2 separate regions of the Mus musculus genome follow, and region 1 is linked to region 2. The links are chromatin contacts, found by Hi-C or POLR2A ChIA-PET in ENCODE. All regions are on one chromosome and are shown on one strand. The core of a region is the stretch at or near the end of the contact, and the rest is flanking DNA. Distances in the headings are between cores, read along the strand shown.

Region 1 (5,691 bases), core at 2,117-4,616, 43 kb after region 2:
CACCTCTGTCTCCTGCTCTAATACATTCTTCATCATATGCTGTTGATTTCTCCAATCCAGCTCTTGGCTCTTCAAAGAAAGGGCCTCAGACTATGCAAGATTGGGTGTCTAAGCAAAACTTATTTTCAAAATGCAGTGGAGATAATTTGCTGCCCTTCGAGTTGAATTGACATATGTACCATTGCAACAAAAGCAGTCACCATGGGAATTCGGGCATCAATCAAGGATGGATGGATGGATGGCAAACTGCCAACAGTCCTACCAGCACTCGCCTGAGACAAGCCACACTTTCATGGAAGGATGCCTACAAAGATGGTGTTAAATTATGCTATTGACCTTTTTTGGGCATGGGGAGCCAGGTTCAAGACAGTGCTTCTCTGTGTACCCCTTGGCTGTCCTTGAACTAGTTCTGCAGACCAAGCTGGCCTCAAACTCAGAGATTCTCCTGCCTCTGCCTCCCCAGTGCTGGGGTTAAAGGCTTTGGCCCATCGGAGCTTATTGATCTTTAGTTACAACGGGACCATGGTGTATCCTTTAAAAACCACTCAGGTGAAATGAAAAGTGTGAACCGAGTGCTTCCACATGGCAGGACTCAGCAATGCCCTGAGAAAGACTCAGGAAGGGCTACCACCTACTTTGTTGATCCACTGTCAACAGACTATGATTCTTCACACTTGGACACTGTCTGTCACTAAGGAACCCCATGTAGCACCTGGAGGAGGGGGCTGTCCCTGAACCTGCTGCCTGCCTGTGGATTCCTTTCCTTAACTGGGCTGCCTTGTCTGGCCTCACTGGGAGAGGATGCACCTTGTCTTGCAGTGGCCAGGTGTGCCAGGGTAGGTTGATACCCAAGGGGGAAGGAAAAGCAGGCTGGGAGGAGCTGTGGGGGGGGCACTGGGGGGAGAGAGGGGGCAGTGATTAGGATGTAAAATGAACAAACAAATGGAAAATAAATAAATAAATAAATAACCAAAATAAAGCAGGGTAGGGGAGTGGGGTGGGGGGTGTAAGATACTCACACAGACAAACCCAAAAATACTCGACACTGTCTGTCTAGTTTTCAAGCAAAAATCAGAATTTTGAAAAATTTACCACTATTATGAAGACTTTACACAATTTAAAGACTTTTCTAACAAAACAAGTTTTATATTTCTATTTTTTTTTTCGAGACAGGGTTTCTCTGTATAGCCCTGGCTGTCCTGTAACTCACTCTGTAGACCAGGCTGGCTCGAACTAAGAAATCCGCCTGCCTCTGCCTCCCGAGTGCTGGGATTAAAGGTGTGCGTCACCACGCCCGGCTCTAATTTTTAAATATATATTGTACAATGGAATATGTCAGCATTTGGGAGATCTTTATAACTTAGTGAATAGTATAATGTATTAATTTAGCATAATTTGAAACTTAAAAAGGTTACAAATTCTTGCAATTTAATTTCCAATCCCAGAAATACTCTTAATAACAACCTACATGAGAGCTATTTGGGAAGAGTGTTGGTTATCTTTTTACTGTTAAGGGTCTCAATTTTGTTGCATAGGCTGCCTTCAAATACACAGCCTTCCTACCTTGGCCTCACGAGTTTTGAGATTCCAGGCTAGCACAACAGTACTGAGTGAGTTTCAATTACCCTTAAGATTTAAGGGGGAATGCTGAAGCCAGGAAATCTGTAGACTCGGCTCATAATGATCTTCTCAGCAACCCGTATGTCACAATCCCTTTCCTAACAGCATCCACTGTTTCCTATGGCGACTGCACAGAATGTCAGCTCACATTAGGGACAACCTGAGTGCGGTCCTCAGATTCTCCTGAGACTCTTAATGCTGGATTTCTGCTCATCTAGTTTTTCTCTCTGAAAACTGACCAGAAACAATCACCTACGTTCTTCTCTTTTTCCCTCCCTTAAAACATTTTTGCTTATTTTTAACTGCATCTTTTTTTCATCTATACATTATAGAACAGCATGTTTTAGATAGCTTCCACACCCTCATACTCTGTCACTGGGGAGATGAACAAATGTGTAGTGTCTTAAATACCTAAAACATGTAGATTCTAGTTTTTAATTTTTTTTTTTTAATTTGGGGGTTGGTACTGAGGATTAAATTACTATGTGGTACCTCTGAGTTCTATCCCCAGCCAATATCCATTCGTGTGGTCTTCCTATGTAGTATCTTACTTACGGTTCCCCGTCCCTCTGCTCCTCCCAGTTCCTCCCACCTCCTCTCACATCCAAATCCGATCCCTGTCTGTCTCTCATTAGAAAACAGCCAGGCTTCGAAGGGGTGGTAATAAAGTAAGATAAAACAAGAACCAACACACCAGGGGCTGGAGAGATGGCTCAATGGTTAAGAGCACTGACTGCTCTTCCAAAGGTCCTGAGTTCAAATCCCATCAACCACACGGTGGCTCACAACCATCTGTAATGAGATCTGATGCCCTCTTCTGGTGTGTCTGAAGACAGCTACAGTGTACTTACATATAATAATATATATATATATATATATATATATGAACCAACACTGGACCAAACAAGCAAACAGAAGGAAACCCAAGAAATCACAAGAGTCAGCGACCCAGGGTCCCAGTATGTAGTCCAGGCTGGCCTTGAACTCACATTCCTGCTTCAGCCTCCAGAAAGCCACTCATGACTGCTACTCTTTTCTACTTTAAAAGTTGCTCTTCTCACAGGTCTCTACCAGTGGTTCCTCTTCATTTTCTTTTGTGAAAATAAACACTATCAACCTGTCAGGATTCTCTAATATCTTTTCCAACTCGTTATTAAAATTTGTTTTCGGATCTTGAGAGCTAACTCAGCAGGTTAAGACGCTTGTTTCAAAGCCTCTTGACCCAGGTTCGATCCCTGAGACCCACATAAAGGTGGATGAGAGAACAGGTTGCTCAAAGTTGTCCTCTGACCTCAGGACATGCGTGCATGGCACAGGGCCGGAGTGTCTCTCTCCTCACGCATGTCACACACAGGACACAAACAGTGACAGTGCATAAAAATAAAACTCGGCAATTGACGTGCTCAGAATGCACGAGATGGCGCCTGGGAATATTTTCTAAGGAAGGAACAATGCCTTCAGAGCGGGAGTGGGAGAGCAAACATTACATGATTAGAATGGAGGCCTTCTTCCGAGCCTTTCAGTTTGCAAGGCTTGGCTAATGTTTGAGTTCATAACAAGACAAACTGACTGGTTCTGTCCCAACGGACACCTTGAAGATTATACATTCCGGGTGTGCAAACGAGTGGTCGCTGACTCCTGTGCCTCCCTTTGGTCTCTTTCTTCTGTTTGCTTGTTTTGTCCTGTTCTGATATGTTAGTTCCTGTTTTGTTTTATTATGATTCCTTAGCAGCCCGTCTGTTTTCTTATGAGAGACAGAAAGGAAGCAGATTTGGACGGGAGGCGAGGTGGGAGGAACTGGGAGGAGCAGAGGGAGGGGAAACCATAATCAGGATATGTTATGTGAGGGGGAAAAAATCTATGAGAAAATTCAATCAAAGGAAAAAAATTATACATTAATCCATTAACATGGTCAATCTTGCCAGAAAGCTTTAAACCTGCACAGCCCTAACAGAAAAGCAGCTCCAAGGGCTGCAGGGTCGTGTGAATAAATCTGACCTTTAAAACAACCAACCCCTATTCCAGTCAGCAGAAGGTGAAGAAACAGGAAGGCTCAGCGGCCATTTCTTATTTGCCTGTCTCTACCGCCACCTGCTGGACAGCAAGAGGCAAGAACTTTCTTCTTTAATGGTCTAAGTTTGTTGCTTGTCCTTGACTCATTCACATTTTTAACATTGGATTTAGATCTGAAAACGGCGCTGGTAGCGGCCTCCTGGAACACCAGCATTCGCGAGTTTCTGAGACTGGCACTGACTCTTCATGCCTATCACGGTGGTCTCGCTGCATGATGTCCCTGCTCCAGGGAACACAAGGGATACCTCATTATAGCTCAGTGATTCACCCAAGCAAGCAGGTGTAAATAACTCACGCTGGAAGTCCAAGTCACACATGTGAACACTTGGTCTGCAGATTTATCCATCTAAATTCTACTGGCTACTTGTTCCTGACAACGCGACAGCATAGGCAATCCCGGGAGCTGGACGACGGCATACCTTGAAGTACTGCCATTCCTTAAATTCATTTAGGTTACAGTGTGTGATCATGACTTTGGATCCATCAGGCCCCTTTGTCAAACACTGGTCGTACTGCATGAGCTGGTTTGCTTCATTGATTCGGAAAAGCTATTGAACAAACAAAATGGAGATGTCTTTCTCGCCAACACATGTTTTATGAAAAGGATGAAATATAACTCCTATAATTAACCTGAATAACTTATTCTATAATTTTTGTCCATGTTGGAGACCTCTAGTCTGCAGACAAGAACTACTGTCATTCTGAGATTAGTGAAGACTTCTATCAATATAAGAATTACACTCTTAATTCTTTAAGCCTCTAATACACAGAATGGGTAATTAACACATTTATCATTACCAACAACAAAAAAAAATTTAAAAGCTAGAAGCAAGCCTAATAGTTTTTTCACAACTGAAATTAGACATATGAAAATCCCTACATTAGGAAGCAAGAGAATATGTGTAAAATAATATTTGTGTAAAATACCTACCGGTACCGGAAGTAAACCAATTTCACTTAGTAAACCCCATTTGCAAACCTTTAGGGGTTAGGCTTACTCAGTCATCATTAGTATACGTTCCCATGTTCCCACAAGAACATACTTTTATCACTTGTGTGCAGACATTTCTACATTTCCCTATTTAAGTGAAATATTTTAGCTTTACTGAACATTTTTTATTAAGTCAAAATTAATAAATTAAAAACCAAACAAAGGGCTAGAGAGATGATGGCTCAGAGGCTAAGAGCACTGACTGCTCTTCTTTAGGTCCTGAGTTCAATTCCCAGCAACCACATGGTGGCGCACAACCATCTATAAGGAAGTCTTGGCACCCTTTTCTGGCATGCAGGCATATATGCAGGCATAACAAATGGATGGGTAGATGGATCTTAAAAACAAAACAAACAAGCAAACCAAAACCCAAACCCAAACTAAACTCGTCTGTCTGTGACCAGTGAGTCTGGTGGATCTCAGTGCTGACCAGCCCTGAAGGAAGGGGACTCACCTGGTTCCCACCCATCCTGTGGCAGGGTCCTAGCTCCACGAAGCCTCCATTCGTCTTCCCCATGCTATCAATACAGTATGCAGTTTCGAGGCCTCGGATCTAAAGGATGAAGAGAACCAACACACAGGAAACAGTATGGTTTGTAACAAGCCAGCACCCGAGTGTGAGACTTCCAAGTTCAATGTACTGTCACGGAGTTCAGGGCTGTTGTGGTGCCGGGCTGTAACTAGTATCACCAACCTGTAGGTCTGTTTTAGCATCCATGTGACTGAGAGGCACAGAGAGGCGAGCTCTGTAAGTACACTGGGGGCAGACAGCCGCTCTGGACACGGAACAGACCCTGCTTTCTCAGTCCTCTCACTGGCTGGGCAGCACTTCTTGGGGAGGGGACTCAAGGTGTCTCAGAACAAGGATAACGGCACACAGTGTGGCTCTCCTCTAACTACCACGGAGTGGTTAAATGGAGGCAAAAGCAAATAGCCATTCCGCTCATTTGGGATAGAATTTTGTGCTAAAATAATCACATTTAGAGGAATTTTGTCTTCATCTCAAT
Region 2 (6,054 bases), core at 1,037-3,536:
CTTCTGTTCCGAACGCTCTGAATTAAGTTCTTATGATAGTCACAAATGTAAAGATGCCTTGCCTGTAAAGGAAAAATTTTCAAAGACTGTGAGTCCAGAAAAACTGCAGCTAAGTATTAGTAAAATGCATAGGCCCAGGTGGCTGACTAAAAATCATCTTAACAGGCCACTGTTCAGAAGATGCAATGTTTCTTTCCACTATTAAAATGTTGTAACATTAGCAATCTGGCGATACTGTTAAGGAAATGGGGGAGGGGAGGAATTGGAAGCGGTGGGCGGGCGGGTAGTATCTTGGAGAAGGCAGGCAGGCAGGAAAGGAAGAAAAATTCCAATTCTCTGGGTCTTGTCATCAAATTGCAGGGAAGGTGACCTAAATAAGTTAGCTCCTGCTGATTTTAACTTAAAAGGGAGAGGTGGCATTGCCCACAAATTTGTCCTTGTATTTTCTCTAGCTTGAGAGCAGCATTATATTACTCGTAGGTACATGCTTTCTGATTGATCTGTTAGATAGTGAAATTCTACAGGTACAAAGTATGCATTTCTTTACAAATGCAACATTGAATTCATATCCTATGTTTAAATTTGAACCCTAAGGTTTCTTTTTAAGGATTAAGCGAATATATTTCTCTGTATTTTGTGTTTTCAATTAAAGCAAATTATTCATGTTCTCTTGCAAAGTTTCTCATGGACCCTACTGAGAAACCTGCCTAAACAGAATCACAAATAAACTTTTCAAAAAAATTAATTACTCGGGGATTTGAGAGCTGTATATACAGTGGACTAGGAAATACTGAGCTGATTGACACTCTCCCCCCCCCCCCTTTTAAGGCTACAATTAAAGGCCGAATGAACAGGCTTTTAAATTGACTTCTAAGCTAAGGGTAAGTTAAAAATATACAGGATGTCTGGAGGTTCTGTATCTTGTTCTTCCTTTGCCATCAGTCAGAGCTCTGAAAAGTAGCAATGGAATTCTCTGAAACCTCATAGCTGGCCAAAACAGCAGACGTGCATAAAGACAGAAAAAGAAATCCCGATGGCTGCCGAGAGGGCTGTAAAACCGCAGAGGCTTATTTGCAGCCTTGGTTCGGAGCAGCTGCCCGAAGAGCTGACACCGCAAACAACGTTTACAATCATCTATCTCCCTGTAAGGCAACTGGTGAGCTCAGCTTGCTTGTCTGTGTTCAAGAGAAAGAGAACAACGAGGAGGAAAGAAAAAAAGAAAAGACAAAAAGGAAAAAAAGAGAGAGAGAGAGAATTGTGGGGTCCAGCCAGACTCTACTTTCCCTAGAGGAGCGAAGCTGCTCCCTAGGGCAGACACCGGCTCTGGCAGCAAAACAAAGGCGCCTCCATTCCAGAAGGGACTGCCCGGCTGCGAGAAAACTACTCCGGGCCCTCGGTGCTGCGGTCCCCTTTGTTTCGTTTCCAGATCGCAGCAAAGGAGGAAGAGGGAAGCCTGGCGTGGGAGACACGCGAGGCAGCGGGAGTCCGGGCGAGGGGCGGAGGAGCCCCGCACCACTGCGCGAGCGCGCGCTGGGGAAGGTGGCCGGAGTTGCAGGGACTTTGTTTCAATCAGAGAACCACTAATCCCACCTGCAACCCAATCCCCGAGACTCGTGAACCCCGCCAACCATCCGGCGAGGCACGCAGGATAGGGCAGGGCGGTCCCTGGGCCACTTACACTCTTATCCAGCTCGATCTTCACCTTCTTCTGAGAGATGCTCTTCTGGATCCTTTTGCTGAAGCTGGCGTTGCCTGCCGCGCGCCCGCACCGCTCACCGTCCTCCCGCAAACAACAGAGTTGCCCAGGGCCGGGACCGGCCGCTCCAGGTGGCCCAGAAGCTGACACTGCACCGGCACCGGGTACCTCTGCCCCACCGCCGGCTGCGTTCCCATTCCCCGCCGAGGCGGCGGCAGCCGCAGCAGCGACCACCGCGGCCACGGCGGCGGCCGCGTCCCCGCCTCGGCTCATCTCCTCCGGAGTGAAGCCGTTCATGTCTGCCAGTTCGGGGGCGCCGGCGCCGCTACAGAGCCCCGCTCGCCGCGCCGCTCCGCCTCCTTCCCCTGGGCGGCCGTTCACTCCGCACCCCAAGTCTGGTGGCGGCACGGTCCGACGCCCAGAGTCCAGGGCCGGCCGGTCTGTCGGTGCTGGAATAGCTACCAGGTCCTGTGACTGTGATCAGGAGTGAAGTGGCGCCTAGAAAGGAGACCCCACTCACTGTCACATGGAGACTTCAGCAGTTGGACCGCAGCTCCTCCGCCTCCTTCTCAACCCCAGAACCTGCGCGAGGGAGACGCCCCTCCTCTGGCCCCGCCCCACACCTGCCGCGCGGCCCCACGGGAATGGTAGTTCTTGATCGAGGAGCTAACTTGCGCTCTGTTCTGATTACGTGCGGGACCAGCGGGACAAACTACTCATCCCAGCATGCGTCGCGTGGCGAGCCACCCCTAGTTTTTTTTTTTTTCCATTCCAAGCACCGGGCAAGTCTGACTGTGAGGTCAGGCTTTTACCGTGTTTTCTCGCCTCTATTCTCTCCTGCGAGCAAGGGCTGGTTTTAGCTCCTCTTGTTTCGCAAAGTTAGTGTTCAGACCGCCAGCTGACTCCTGGGAAGAAGCATTAATGGTGTGTGTGTGTGGGGGGGTGGGGGGTGGGGGGGGGTAGTAAGAATTAAGTGAGAAAAAGTTTACGGGCTGTTTGGTATTTATTGAAAGAAAACTCGGGATACCTAGCGCTCTTTAGGCGGAGAGTCCTTCATCTCCATCTCCATACCGCAGCTGACTTCTAGAGCGTGGCAGGTCCTTGGCATACTCGTGTGCCGACGGGTTGGCAGGCATCGGGCTGCTTGTCGCCTCTACTGCCACTTGGATTCCTTTCAAACGGATCTAAGAGGGTTTAAGACCATTTAAAGGAAGCACACTAGTATCACGTCTGCAGACTACTCATCAAAACTTAGCCCTGGCTGTAGGGGACGAGGATCGAGAAACCTCTTTTCTTGAGTCATATGCATGCGTACATGTGTGCTTGTGTGTGCCGCGGGTGTGTGTGTGGGGGGGGGGGGGGTTGCGCGCGTGCGCGCCTGGGTACGTGTTTGTGCTCGCGTAATGTGTATTTTTGCCTGTGCCTGTGGTGGGCGGGGTGGAAGAATGGGCGTGGCCATGCCAACCCTGAACCTCTGATAATTATTAGACTTAAGCTTAAGCAAAAATAATTTATTTCAAGTGGAAGAGTTTTGAGAAAGCCTGTTTTAGATTCAACCAATTCAGTGACGATTATATATATATATATATATAATCGTCACAGAGGTCATGAAAAACTTAGGCCCAAGCTTTCACACCTTTAATCCAAAGAGACAAAGCCAAGCAGATTTCATTGTTCAAGACCAGCTTGGAACAGAGCAAGTTCCAAATAGAGAAAAGTTTAAATCCAGTCATGGTAGAACATGCCTTTAATGCCAGCATTAATGATACAGAGCCACACATATCTCTGAGTTCAAGGTCAATATTCAGAGCAAGTTCCAGGACAGCTAAGCTTAGGCTGGGAAGGAGTTGGAAAACATAAAGTTGGTAATAGAATAAGAAGGGGCCACATTCCAGCCTCAGCAAGTAGCAGAACTCAGGTGCTCCGGCTATGTGGCTGGCTTTAGAGTCAAGAATAGAAGGCACCACTAGGACAATTGATGCTGGCTAGCTGGAGCTAAGAAATTAGCAGTGATTACGAAGAGATCAATACCACAGAGGTGAAATCGTCTGGGAGTTGTTTTCTGAAGGCAAAAGAAGCTGTGTTTCCGAGATACCCAAGTTTGTACCCTGTACTGCAGCTGTACTTGGTAATGTATAAGTGTCACCCAAGTGGTAGTGGTTTTGAAGGTATGAAGGGGTCATGAAGAGCAGCTGTGAGAGGCCAGGGAAGACCATTGGTGAAAGTGCAGCCTCAGTTGTTGATGGGTTAGGACTGAAGAGGTTATGCAAAGGATTTGAGGCGTGGCACCATGAAGAGAGCCTATGAGAGGTGAAACTTAGTTGCAGCTGAAGGCCCCTAACATATTGGAGATGCCAGTACCATAGAATGATCACCAAGAACAACAGCAACAGTGGAGTGGAGTCAATCTGCTACAGAGAATGCTACAGAGGGCAGAGCTGGAGAAGTGACACAAGCCCTTTGGAAGAGCCCAGAAGATCATGTGTGGATCCTAGATACTGGAACAAGAAGCGGTAATGTTTAAGTTGCCTTGGAGACTCCAAGATGTTCAAAAATGCCAGAGCCATGGGTTATCTGCTGAGGAAAGCTGCTAACAGGGAGTGGAACCAACCCAGGAGAAAGAAATTTGTTGCAGTCAACAAAGATGTAGAAGGAGTTAGAGATTTGGCTTTTTGACATCAGACTAGGAGATGCAGGCTTTGGAGTTTGCCCTGCTGGTTTCCAGTCTTGCTTTGGGGGTTACAGTTAAGTGAGTGGATGAATCTCAGAAGAGACTTTGAACTTTGGACTTTTAACATTCTTGAGACTGCTGTTGACTGTGGGGACTTTGGAATGTGGACTAAAAGCACTCTTTTATTATGCTATGTCTAGGTGTGGCCCCCATAGACTCCTTTGTTTAAATAAGCCTATGGGAGCCAGGGAGCTGACTGTATTGTTTTGTATATTCTTGACCCTGGGAGTGGCCATAGTGGGAGCCCTGGGAGTGGCCATAGTGGGAGGTGTGGCCTTGTTGGAGTAGGTGTGTCACTGTGGGCTTTTGCTTAAAGACCCTCATTCTATCTTCCTCCAGGAATTTCCTCCAGTATTTTCATAGCAACCTTCAGATGAAAGTGTAGAACTCTCAGCTCCTCCTGCATCATGACTGCCTGGGGCTGCCATGTTCCTGCCTTGATGATAATGGACTGAACCTCTAAACCTGTAAGTCAGCCACAGTTAAATGTTGTCCTTTATAAGAGTCACCTTGGTCATGGTGTCTGTTCACAGCCATAAAACCCTAAGACATCAATATTAGATTTTCTAGGCTGTATTGTTTCCCATGTCTTTTTTTTCTTTTTTTCTCCCCATCTCAGACTACAAATCAGTACACATCAGGCCTTCTATAGTGTTTTTTTGTGTGTGTATGTATGTTTCCTACGCCAATGATTGGTTTGGTTTGGTTTGGTTTGGTTTTTTGAGACAGGGTTTCTCTGTGTAGCCCTGGCTGTCCTGGAACTCACTCTGTAGACCAGGCTGGCCTTGAACTCAGAAATCCTCTGCCGCCACCACTGCCACTGCCACCACCACCACTGCTGCCACCACCACCACCCAGCTTTGTTTTGTTTATAAGTTCCCTTTGGATTCTTTTTTTTTTTTTTTTTTTTTTTTTTTTTGGTTTTTTTGTTTTTTGTTTTTTAGAGACAGGGTTTCTCCATGTAGCCTAGGCTATCCTGGAACTCACTGTATAGACCAGGCTTGCCTCGAACTCAGAAATCCACCTGCCTCTGCCTCCCAAGTGCTGGGATTAAAGCCATGCGCCACCACACCCAGCTCCCCTTTGGATTCTTTTAACCTAACCTTAGTCATACATTCTTTTGTTTAGATGTGTCTAATCTGCTCTAAAATGCACCCATAGTTTTTCTGTTTTATTATATTTCTTAATGTTATCATTCCTATTTTTTTTTCCAAATCTTAAATGTCACATTTTAGTTTTCCAGTTCTCTGATACAATTTGGAAGTTTGACATTTTCTTCAATATTCCTAGCAAGGACAGTGATTTTTTTTTAGACTATATTTATTAAGTCTGTTTCACTTGTCTTTTGTTTCTGATAGTTCTGACTTATTCCTGACTCTTCTTTCATCCACTGTCTTTGATTGCCTTTCGTTTTGTTTGAAAAAATAATTATAAAATAATTCATATTATGTTCCTACAGAGGGGCCTCATATCTCTGATGCTAAAACATCCTAGAGTAATTAATGCCTGAGGATATTTTAGCCAAGTAGGTGATACTCTGGTTCATATTCCCACTTGGGGGCTATGGTCCTTACCTCGTATTGGGTTACTACGTTAGTTACTTTGTTTGTTTGTTTATTCGTTTGTT

Evidence for each region. Hi-C counts contacts between places; a loop is a spot of excess contacts on that map. ChIA-PET counts read pairs that join two places held with the same protein, here RNA polymerase II (POLR2A).
Region 1: a loop to region 2 is called in a map of heart, with 5 times the contacts of the local background. The contact joins the enhancer-like site here to the promoter of Sap30 in region 2. A Hi-C loop is called at or near these places in 7 of 37 maps with a recorded cell type or tissue (gastrocnemius, heart and left cerebral cortex). POLR2A ChIA-PET finds 5 or more read pairs at or near these places in 1 of 5 experiments (Patski).

The regions. Positions count from the first base shown.
Region 1 is chr8:57,527,490-57,533,180 of GRCm38, forward strand. It overlaps Galnt7 (polypeptide N-acetylgalactosaminyltransferase 7), which reads right to left. Exons shown (of 12, transcript NM_144731.4): 10 at 5,139-5,237; 11 at 4,113-4,241. Among named protein-coding and RNA genes, the nearest start is that of Gm51574, 9.9 kb to the right of the region's middle. Within about 2 kb of position 3,367, at least 1 of the 3 ENCODE cell types and tissues checked has a DNase peak (open chromatin) inside an H3K27ac peak, as active enhancers do; it is heart, where a contact is called at or near this core.
Region 2 is chr8:57,485,574-57,491,627 of GRCm38, forward strand. Sap30 (sin3 associated polypeptide) reads right to left here and starts at 2,287. Exons shown (of 4, transcript NM_021788.2): 1 at 1,679-2,287; 2 at 1-62. The coding sequence starts at 1,993. 2500002B13Rik (RIKEN cDNA 2500002B13 gene) reads left to right here and starts at 2,390. Exons shown (of 4, transcript NR_126553.1): 1 at 2,390-2,620; 2 at 4,767-4,894.